Regions from separate parts of the Homo sapiens genome. Here region 2 is linked to region 1. The links are chromatin contacts, found by Hi-C or POLR2A ChIA-PET in ENCODE. All regions are on one chromosome and are shown on one strand. Each heading gives the region's core, a stretch centred on a gene start or an enhancer-like site at or near the end of the contact. The rest is flanking DNA. Distances are from core to core; before and after follow the strand shown. Region 1 has its middle 210 kb from the start of JCAD. Region 2 has its middle 120 kb from the start of SVIL.

The links. A loop is a pair of places that touch in the nucleus more often than their neighbours do. ChIA-PET counts read pairs that join two places held with the same protein, here RNA polymerase II (POLR2A). Pooled maps may share reads with other maps.
Region 2: a map of heart right ventricle shows a loop between it and region 1 (2.3-fold over the local background). The contact joins two enhancer-like sites. A Hi-C loop is called at or near these places in 7 of 168 maps with a recorded cell type or tissue (Calu3, PC-3, PC-9 and 4 more) and 4 of 50 pooled maps. POLR2A ChIA-PET finds 5 or more read pairs at or near these places in 3 of 52 experiments (PC-9, T-cell and activated CD4-positive, alpha-beta T cell).

What each region holds. Positions count from the first base shown.
Region 1 is chr10:29,847,212-29,852,499 of GRCh38, forward strand. No RefSeq gene overlaps it. Among named protein-coding and RNA genes, the nearest start is that of JCAD, 210 kb to the right of the region's middle. Within about 2 kb of position 2,785, at least 5 of the 41 ENCODE cell types and tissues checked have a DNase peak (open chromatin) inside an H3K27ac peak, as active enhancers do.
Region 2 is chr10:29,755,991-29,761,278 of GRCh38, forward strand. No RefSeq gene overlaps it. Among named protein-coding and RNA genes, the nearest start is that of SVIL, 120 kb to the left of the region's middle. Within about 2 kb of position 2,086, at least 8 of the 41 ENCODE cell types and tissues checked have a DNase peak (open chromatin) inside an H3K27ac peak, as active enhancers do.

The sequences.
Region 1 (5,288 bases), core at 1,535-4,034:
CATCGGTTGCTTTGGTTGAGGGGGTAGTAGTGAGACACGGTGGCCTCCTCTGCAAAAATTCCATCTCTCCCCTTTTGGGTGGAGCCACATTTAGTTTGGTGATTGGACCCCATCTGTGCTCCAGGGTGGGCCTTGACTGATCTAATGCCAATCAGGATAATCCTACCAATCAGTTCAGGGGAAGACATGTGGCTTGAATTGTTCCAATCAGACTGCAACTCAGAACTCTTTTCTAGTTCTTGGGGTAAAAAAAGATTTCTCTTCTTCTGTGTGGTATGGTAAGTATAAGGATATGAGACTTAGGTTAACTGCAGCCATTTGCTACCAGAAAGGAAACCAACCTAAGGGATAAGGCAACATATGGAAGAGAAGAGGACCAGAGAATTGCAGAAAAATGGGGCCAGAGCCGTGATCAATACAAACTGGAAGCCCATTGGACCTCTGAGCTTGATAAGCTCTTTCATTTTCTCAAACATTTTTTTAAAAAAATAGAGTTAGGATCTTCCTCTGTAACCCAGGCTGGAGTCCTGTGATGTGATCATAGCTCCTTGCAGGCTTGAACTCCTGGGCTCAAACGATCCTCCCGCTTCAGCCTCCCCAGGTGCTGACTACAGGTGCAAACCACCATGCCTGGCTATTTTTTTTATTATTTGCAGGGACAGAGTCTTGCTATGTTGCCCAGGCTGGTCTCGAACTCCTGGCATCAAGCGATCCTCCTGCCTCAGCCTCCCATTTTAGGCCATTTTTGAGTTAGAATTTCTATTATTTCCAACCTGAAGCATCGTAATTGGTACCTGATATACCCCATCTACCTTTCAGGAAGAGTCAAAACTATCAACTTTTTAACCTTAGTCTCCTCATTGGTAAATGACACTCGGAATAAGATCGCTTTCCTCTCTGAATTGTTTGAGATATTATAATTCACCAAGGAGCTCACATGGAAGCAGAGCTCCTGCTGCTTTCAGGCTGAAGGCTACACCTTTGCAAAATTTCCAGGACAGCAGAAAAACAAAAACAAAGACAAAAAACCTTCAGATCACTGGCTCGAAACAAATTCAAGGGCAGACAGAGCAAGACTATTCATAAAAAAATCCATTGAGTAGAAATCCACTTCCTATAGTGTATGTGCATTTGTTCTAGTTCCACTTCTTGGGCTGCAATGAATAAGTCGGATCCTTCTTCTACCAGATAACTCTTGTTTTTTTTTGCAAACCAGTCGTTGACAACCCCATCGAAGGGCTCCTCATATGTCATGTATATTTTTTGAAGATCAACTGCACTGAGATATAATTCATATACAATAACATGTACCCATTATAAGTGTACAGTTCAATGAATCTTGGCAAACATCTCCACTTGTGTAACCACTACCACAATCAAAATGCAGAACATGGCTGGGCATGGTGGCTCACACCTGTAATCCCAGCACTTTGGGAGACTGAGGTGGACGGATCACCTGAGGTCAGGAGTTCGAGACCAGTCTGGCCAACATGGCAAAACCCTGTCTCTACTAAAAATACAAAAATTAGGCCAGGTGAAGTGGCTCACACCTGTAATCCCAGCACTTTGGGAGGTGGACACGGGTGGATCACCTGAGGTCAGCAGTTCGAGACCAGCCTGACCAACATGGAGAAACTCTGTCTCTACTAAAAAAAAAAAAAACAAAAAAAATTTACCCAGGTGTGGTGGTGCATGCCTGTAATCCCAGCTACTCAGGAGGCTGAGGCAGGAGAATCACTTGAACCCAGGGGGCAGAGGTTGCGGTGAGCTGAGATTGAGCTATTGCACTCCAGTCTGGGCAACAAAAGTGAAACTCCATCTTGGAAAAAAAAAAAAAAGGCAGGTGTGGTGGCGGATGCCTGTAATCCCTGCTACTTGGGAGGCTGAGGCAGGAGAATTGTTCCAACCTGGGAGGTGGAGGTTGCAGCGAGCTGAGATCGCACCATTGCACTCCAGCCTGGGCAACAAGAGCGAAACTCCGTCTCAAAAAATGAATAAATAAATAAATAAATAAAGCAGAACACTCACATGTCCCTCTACAATCACCTCCCCACCCATACTGGCCCCAGGCAACCACTTTTCTGTTTTCTGTCACTCCAGATTAGTTTTGCCTTTTCAAGAATTTCCTATAAATGGAATCATATGTCATATTTTAAGCTTCTGTAAAACAAATGGAAAAGCCAGAGAAACCCCATCCATTGGAATGGGGTCTACCAGTGTGGATCTGGATATGCTTGGCCAGCTTTTCTTGGCACTGCTCAAATTGGAGATAGACTATCCTATAGGCACAGCTCTTGCTCTTCCCTGGCTCACGGTCCCACCACACTCTAGCTCAGGCTTCTCTCTGTGGCACTCTGTACTCACGGCGATTTCTCCCTCGCTTTTGGAGCTGCCTTTCCCTTCTTGGCCCACATCTACCAACTGGAAAAGAAAACAGAAAATGAAACCGCTGGAAAGGCATCTTTCCTGGAGAGTCTGCTAATCTTTGTGGAGAACCACACAGGAAGCATGTCCCCTCAGTTCTCACTGACATCCCAGATAATGTAAACTCCCCACTTCCTGTACAGCTGGCTCAGGAATTGGCCTCTCTGACACAATGAAGGAAGCTTCAGTTTCTCATTATTTAACAGTTGGACACCCACTTGCTCTCTTGGATCCTAGGGCTATCTTTCCCTCTTTTTTCAAGGGTTTTGTTTTCTTTCTTCATCTGGTTCACCTTCAGATTTAAGAAAGTGTGAGAGAGAATGATGGTCTAGTCTTTTCATCATTTCTTCTTCTCGCTAAACCTGTCTGGTTCTTCATCCATATGCGGAACATTTTTTATGACTGAGTAGACAGAAATGGGCTTCTGGAGCCCAGCTATCATTTGACATATTGTTGTTATTCTTCCCAGTAAAAACACTTCCACAAAAGAGCAACTGGTGGTAACTGAATATGTCTGCAGAAAAAAAGAAAATAAATATGCAGTACATTTCAATATGAGAACATTTTCCCTCCTCTGGCTTCCTGGAGTATATAGTGCAGGTGGCAAGGAAATATCCTTTGCCTTACACAGTATAAAGGCTAGACCAGCGGTTCTCAAAATGCAATCCTTAGACAGTGGCATCAGTGTCACCTGGCATATTGTTATCTATTGCTGCATCGCATGTATCCCAAAACTCAGTGGTGTTAAACACCAGTCAACATTTATTATTTCTCACAGTTTCTGTGGGTCAGGAATTTAGCTTAACTGGCTGGGGTCCCATGAGATTACAGACAAGATGTTACCCAGAGCTGTGGTCTCATCTGAAGGCTCTATGAAATCAGTTTCCAAGGTGGCACACACAGGCGGCTGGCAAATTTGTGCCAGGTGTTGGTGAGATGCCTCATTTCCTCCCTAGGTTGCTCACGTGTCCTCCAGACACGAAGGTCTGCCTTTCCCAGAGGGTGTGATCCAAGAGAGAGGGTGTGGAAACTGCTGTGCCTTTTAGAGCCTTGTCTTAAAATCACATGGCCATCTATTAACATCAAACATAGTTAGAAACAAGTCATTTAATCTAGATCACACTTAAGGGGAGGAAAAGAAGTCTCCACCTTTTGAAGGCAGGAATGTGAAAAAGGTTGTGGACATATTCTAAAAATTACACACCTGGCCAAGAAATGCACTTTCTTGGGCCACACTCCAGACCTACTGAATCAGACACTGTGGGGCTGGGTCCATCAGTCTGTTTTCACAAGCCCTCTGGGTGATTTTGGTGCTGGCTAAAGTTGGGGAACGACCAGGTTGGACAAAAGGACACTAAGAAAACCTCAACTCACTTGTAGTGAAGCCTCACCAGCCAGGGCTACCTTCTAGAATCTAGAAGCTGAGTTTTCATGAATCCACTGAGAGATAATGGCCTTACTTCAAGTTCATCTATAGCAAAGGTACAGTAGGCAGAATGATCCCCCACGCCCCCACAATGTCCATGTCCTAATCCCAGAAACCTTTGACTATGTCACCTGACATGACAAAAGGGACTTTGCAAATGTGATTAAGTTAAGTATCTTGAGGTGGGATATTAACCTGGATTATCCAGTCGGGCTCCAGTTAATCAGAAAGGATTTTCATAAAAGAGAGACAGGAGTTAGATGGAGGAAGGGGCCATGAGCCAAGGAATACAGCCAAGCCCTAGAAGCTGGAAAAGTCGAGACCACAGAATCACCCTGAGAATCACCAGAAATAACGCAGCCAGGCTGACCTATTCTCGACTTCAGAGCTCCGGAACTGTCAGATAATACATGTGTGTTGTTTTAGGCCCCTGAGTCTATGGTAATTTGTTACAGCAGGAACAGGAAATTAATACAAAAGTGTTCTTGTTTGAACTTTCCTTTTGGTGGAAGAGGGAGAAGAGTAAGAGGAGGGGATGGTCTGCTTCCTTAGATGTTTCCACCAAAAGGGTAGACATCCATTTCATTGCAGATTCTGTACTTGTAATTTTACTTGCAGAAGCAAAATGCTCTAGAATGGTGCCAGTAGCCATATGAGGAATCAAAACTATTTCAAATTAAAAATTCAGTTCCCAGTCTCACCAGCCACTTTTCAAGGGCTCCATAGCTAATAAGGTGAGTGGCTAATGCATTGAGCAGCCCAGATATAGGGAATTTCCACCCTTAAAAAAAGTTACATTAGATAGTGCTGCTTTAGTCTTTGCTCTTTCCTAATTTTTTCTTTTTCTTTTTTTTCTTTTTTTTTTTTTTTAGCATTTGGGTCTTGCTCTGTTACCCAGGCTGGAGTGCAGTGGTGTGATCAGACTTGAGCTGCAGCCTTCAGCTCCTAGGCTCAAGGAATCCTCCCACCTCAGTCTCCTGAGTAGCTGGGACTACAGGTAGGCACCACCACATCTAGCTGATTAATTTGTTGTTGTTGTTGTTTTGAGATGTGGTCTTGATTGGTTGCCAGTCCTGGTCTTGAACTCCTGGCCTCAAGCAATCCTCCTGCCTTAGCCTCCCAAAGTGTTGGATTACAGGTATGAGCCACTATGCTTGGTTCCTTTCCTAATTTTAAGTAAGCTTTTGCAAAATATTGTCCCACATCTTGGCCATGGCTATGAGTGCAGGTGGGTATTACTGGACACTTTTAGCTCTGGAACTTGTATTTACTTGCTGTACTCATTAGCTAGGTTTTAAAAACTGTACTTTAGGGGCTCCTAGGGATTAACTGTACTTTAGGGGCTGCAGGAACAAAAACATGGAGGGGTGAGGGAAGCACATCTCCTGGAAGTCATTTGGACAAGATTCCTTCTCACTTAAGACCACAACTAGAAGCA
Region 2 (5,288 bases), core at 836-3,335, 92 kb before region 1:
AGTTATTTGATTGATGTCTCATGCCTCCCCAAAATATATAAAACCAAGCTGTACCCTGGCCACCTTGAGCACATGTTCTCAGGACCTCCTGAGGGCTATGTCAGGGGCCATGGTCACTCATATTTGGCTCAGAATAAATCTCTTTGAATATTTTACAGAGTTTGACTCTTTTCATCGATACATCCCGTTAAAATGTTTAAAATTAAAAGGACATATCAAGTTCAAAGCCAGTGTTGGCAAGAATGCAGAGTAATGGACCTCGTGGACGTTGGTGGTGGGAAACTCACATTGTGAAATACTGTGGAAAAGTTAATGATGCACTTTAAGAAATACATCCAGCAATTCTACTCCTGATGTTCACCAAAGAGATGAAAACATGTCCACAGAGAGACGTGTAGACAAATGTTCATAGAAGCTTAATTCATAATAGCCAAAAAGTGGAAACAACCCTAATTTCATCAGCAGGTGAATAAACAGACTGAGCTATATTCATACAATGAAATGTTAGCCTTCAAAAACAGAACAAACTACTGATGTACACAGTGACATGGGTGGATCTCGAAAACATTATGCTGAGTGAAAGAAGCCAAGCTGACAAAAGACTATGTAATGTATGATTTCATTTACATGAAATTCTCTAAAAGACAAATCTAATCTACATGGACAGAAAGCAGATCAGGGGTTGCCTGAAGCTGAGAGTGGGAGGGGAATTGGCTGGGAAGCAACACAAGGGAATTTTCTGGGGTGAAGGAACTGTTCTGCATCTTGACTGTAGCGGTTGCTTACTTGAGTATATACACTTGTCAGAACTCATCAGATGTACATTTTTTTTTTTGAGACAGAGTCTTACTTTGTCACGCGTGGCTTACTGCAACCTTGAACTTTTTGGCTCAAGGGAGCCTCCTGTCTCAGCCTCCTGAGTAGCTAAGACTACAGGGGTGCACAACCATGCAGGGATAATTTAAAACAATTTTTGTTTTTTTTTTGTAGAGATGGTGTCTCGCTATGTTGCCCAAGTTGGTCTTGAACTCCTGGCTGCAAGCAATCCTCCTACCTCAGTCTCCCAAAGTGCCGGGATTACAAGCATACATTTTAAATGGTGGTATTTTATTGCACTAAAATTTTACTTTGATAAAGTTGATGAGACAAATTGTGAGTAAAATACATATAAGGAGTAACAATTTATGGGAAATCTCAATCTGCAAAACAGGCTTTCCTCTGCCGATGCCCTGTGGACTTGGTGGGAGACCTGGCCGGCATCCACTCTCTCACCCATCTTGAGACCTCATTGTTAGTGCTAAGTCATGAGACAAGCTAGGAATTCTGTTTCAGCTCTTAGTTGAGAGACTTTCCCTCCTCTTCTCAGCCCTGGTATGATTTCTCAGGCTGTCATCTCTTTTTCCCCCACCTTTCCAGAACTCCTAGGGATTTGAGCAGCTCATTCTTGCCCAGCCCACTTCTCACTGGAGGGCCAGGTCTTTTCCAAGTTCACGGAGAGAGAAGTGAACTTTTACCTTCATTTGCCCTCTTTTTCTCTTCTGCTCACTACTTTTTCTGTCTAGGCCCCCTAGTCATGTCCTATTTCTGCTGGGCTCTTCCAGACCTTCCTGCCCACTCAGTTCTTCACTTCCACCCCCAATTCCTGTCCTAATGTCACCGTGGCACAGCTCATGAGAAGTTTCAGGAGCTACCCTTTGATTTCAGAGTGACTCAAGGACTCAGGAAAGAGGGGATGACCCCAAATGAACCAGCAGCCAACCAGACAATGCCTGGTGTGTTAAGGCTTTTCAGTAAGCACTTCCTTCAAGGAATGACAGTTGGCCTTGCCCCAAAAGAATCTATTTAAATGTGATTACACTTGTGGTTTCTTCTTATTTCTGCAGGACAGAGTTGAAACTCCTCAGTGGTGCCCACTGGGCCATCACACTCTGGTCTTTGCACATGCCTGGAACCCCGGCGATCTCTTGTTTCTCCACCAAGGGAACTCTGCTTGTAACACTTTAAGCCTCAGCTGAAAAGTGGTCTCCTGGGTGAAGTCTCACCTGTGCACCCACCTGAGGGTGAGTCAGCTCTGCTCCCCTGGCTCTCACCGCGGCTGTTATAGCATTTACCGGAGTCCCACAGTGACTCATTTGTCCATCACCCTCCCGACAAACCTTCCAGCTTCTGAAGGGCAGAGACAGCATCATAATCATCTTTTATAACTCCCGTGCCTAGTGCTACTCCCAATCCCTAGTAAGCATTCAAATATTTCTTACTGCAGTGCTTGGGACTGTCATAAACACAGAAACTGAATAAGGCTTCGTGTTTCCATCGCCTGGAACTTGCAGGCCAGAAGGAGAGCTAAAACACTCATATAAGTGTAATGCAAGGTAAAATGGGATGTAGGAGGCACTAGTTTGAATATTGGGTAGAACTAGAACTGCAAGGGAGAAAGATTCAAGTTAGAATAACTGGCACAGAAGTTTGCATTTACCTAACAAAATTGCTAATTATTAGTGAGTGTCTTCTCTGTGCCAAGGACCAGGTTAAACATTTTTTTTTTCTTTTAGGACCAGGTTAAATATTTACCTCCTGTACTAGTTCCCTGTGACTGCTGTAAGAAAGTGTCACAAATTAGGTGGCTTTAAACAGAGAAATTTGTTCTCTTATAGTTCTGGAGGCTAGAATATAAAGTCAAGGTGTCAGGCCGGGCACAGTGGCTCACACCTGTAATCCCAGCACTTTGGGAGGCCAATGTGGGACAATTGCTTGAGGCTGGGAGTTCAAGACCAGCCTGGTCAACAGAGAGAGAACCTGTCTCACGCCTGTAATCCCAGCACTTTGGGAGGCTGAGGCAGGCAGATCACGAGATCAAGAGATCGAGATCATCCTGGCTAACATGGTGAAAACCCATCTCTACTAAAAATACAAAAATTAGCTGGGCGTGGTGGCACACGCCTGTAATCCCAGCTACTGGGGAGGCTGAGGCAGGAGAATCGCTTGAACCCGGGAGGCGGAGGTTGCAGTGAGCCGAGATCGTGCCACTGCACTCCAGCCTGGCAACAGAGCGAGACTCCATCACAAAATAAATAAATAAATAAATAAATAAATAAATAAATAAATAAAAATAAAAAATAAAAAATGAGCCAGGCATGATGGTATGCACCTGTAGTCCCAGCTACTCAGGAGGCTGAGATGGGAGGATTACCTGAGCCCAAGTTAAAAGCTACTGTGAGCTGTGATCATGTCACTGCACTCCAGCTTGGGTGACAGAGCAAGACCCTGTATCAATCAATTAATCACTAAATAAAAATGAGTGAAAACCAAATTAAGTCCAGGTGTCAGCAGGGCCATGGCCCTTCTGAGGGCTCTAGAGAAGAATCCTTCCTCATCTCTTCCAGCTTCTGGTGGTGGCCACCCTGCTTGGTATTCTTTAGCTTGTGGCTGGTTCACTCCAGTCTGCTGCCTCCTTCATCACATGACCTTCTTCTTTGTGTATGTGGACATCTCTGTGTGTGTCCTCCCCTCTTCTTATGAGGACACCAGTCATTAAGTTTAGGGCCAACCCTAATCTGATAGGATCACATCTTAAGAAAGTAAGTCTATCAAGACCTTATTTCCACATAAGGTAATAGTTTGAGTTTCTGGAAGGACATGAATTTGGGGTGAACACTAACCCACTCCGCATGCATAATCTGATTTAATATACATCACAACTAGATGCAATAATCATCCCCATTTTATACATAAATAAACGGAAATGCAGAGAGCTTAATGTTTGCTCAGGGTAACATGTCAGGAAGTGCCAGAAATTCTGATGTTAGATGGTTTTATAAGGTTATCCACTGTGATCTACCACTCTTAAGAACTTTTACAAATGGCCAGGCTCGGTGGCTCACACCTGTAATCCTAGCACTTTGGAGGCAAAGGCAGGCGGATTGCCTGAGCTCAGGAGTTTGAGACCACCCTGGGCAACATGGTGAAACCCTGTCTCTACTAAAATACAAAAAAAAAAAAAAAAAAAAAAAAAATTAGCCAGGTGTGGTGGTAGGTGCCTGTAGTCCCAGCTATTGGGGAGCTGAGGCACAAGAATTGCTTAAACCTGGAGGCAGAGGTTGCCGTGAGCTGAGATCAGGCCACTGCACTCCAGACTGGTGACAGAGCATAACTTTGAGTCAAAAAAAAAAAAAAAAACTTTTACAAAGCTTTTACAAATTGTGAACTATATCATTTATTTAAAATAGTATGTGTAAAATAAGTGTACAAATTAAAGAATATTAACAACATAAGCATCCATGTTAGTTTATCAGTTCATTCATGAATTTGTTGTCGTTTAAGCAACTCCTTTGTGCTGAGGTCAGCATTTTCCTGAGTGTGCTGCTGAATACCCTGACCTGCTTATTTTAAATGTGGACTTCTGAACCCTTCACAATGTCAATGGAGTCAGCATCTCTGAGAAAAATGCTCAGGGATTTACATTTTTCATAGTAATACCTGGGGGGTTTCATGCAAAGTAAAATTGGAATATCATAAGTGCATATACAGCTTTGCAAATGGAAGGGGAAAGGGTCACCTGGTTTCTCTTCCAGCTCTATGAATTTAGAGACATCGTCTGGTCTGTCTGTGTCCGGGGAAAGGAATAGTCTTTGAGATATTTATGAGGAAGAAAAGGAAGCAGAGTGCCAAGCCCCACAGGGAGTGGTTTTGTCAGTTGCTTTCACCGCAGGCTCTGAGGAGGGGAAGGAATCCCAGGATGAGGCCCTCAGGAGCTTTTATTTATTTATTTATTTATTGAGATGGAGTTTCCCTCTTGTGGCCCAGGCTGGAATGCAGTGGTGGGATCTCAGCTCACTGCAGCCTCCACCTCCCAGGTTCAAGTGATTCTTCTGCCTCAGCCTCTCAAGTGGCCAGGATTACAGGTGCCCACCACCACGCCGGGCTAATATTTTTTGAGACCTAGTCTTGCTCTGTCACCCAGGCTGGAGTACAGTGGCACGATCTCAGCTCACTGCAACCTCTGCCTCCCGGGTTCAGCGATTCTCCTGCCTCAGCCTCCTGAATAGCTGGGATCACAGGTGCCTGCCACAATGCCAGGCTAATTTTTGTATTTTTGGTAGAGATAGGGTTTCACCATGTTGGCCAGGCTGGTCTCGAACTCCTGACCTCAAGTGATCCACCTTCCTCGGCCTCCCAAATTGCTGGGATTATAGGCCTGAGCTGCCACACCTGGCCTAGAGCTTTTAAAACTCACCTCCCCAACCTCACCTCAATTCTGATTCTCCCACATCTACCGACCATGGGTGGAT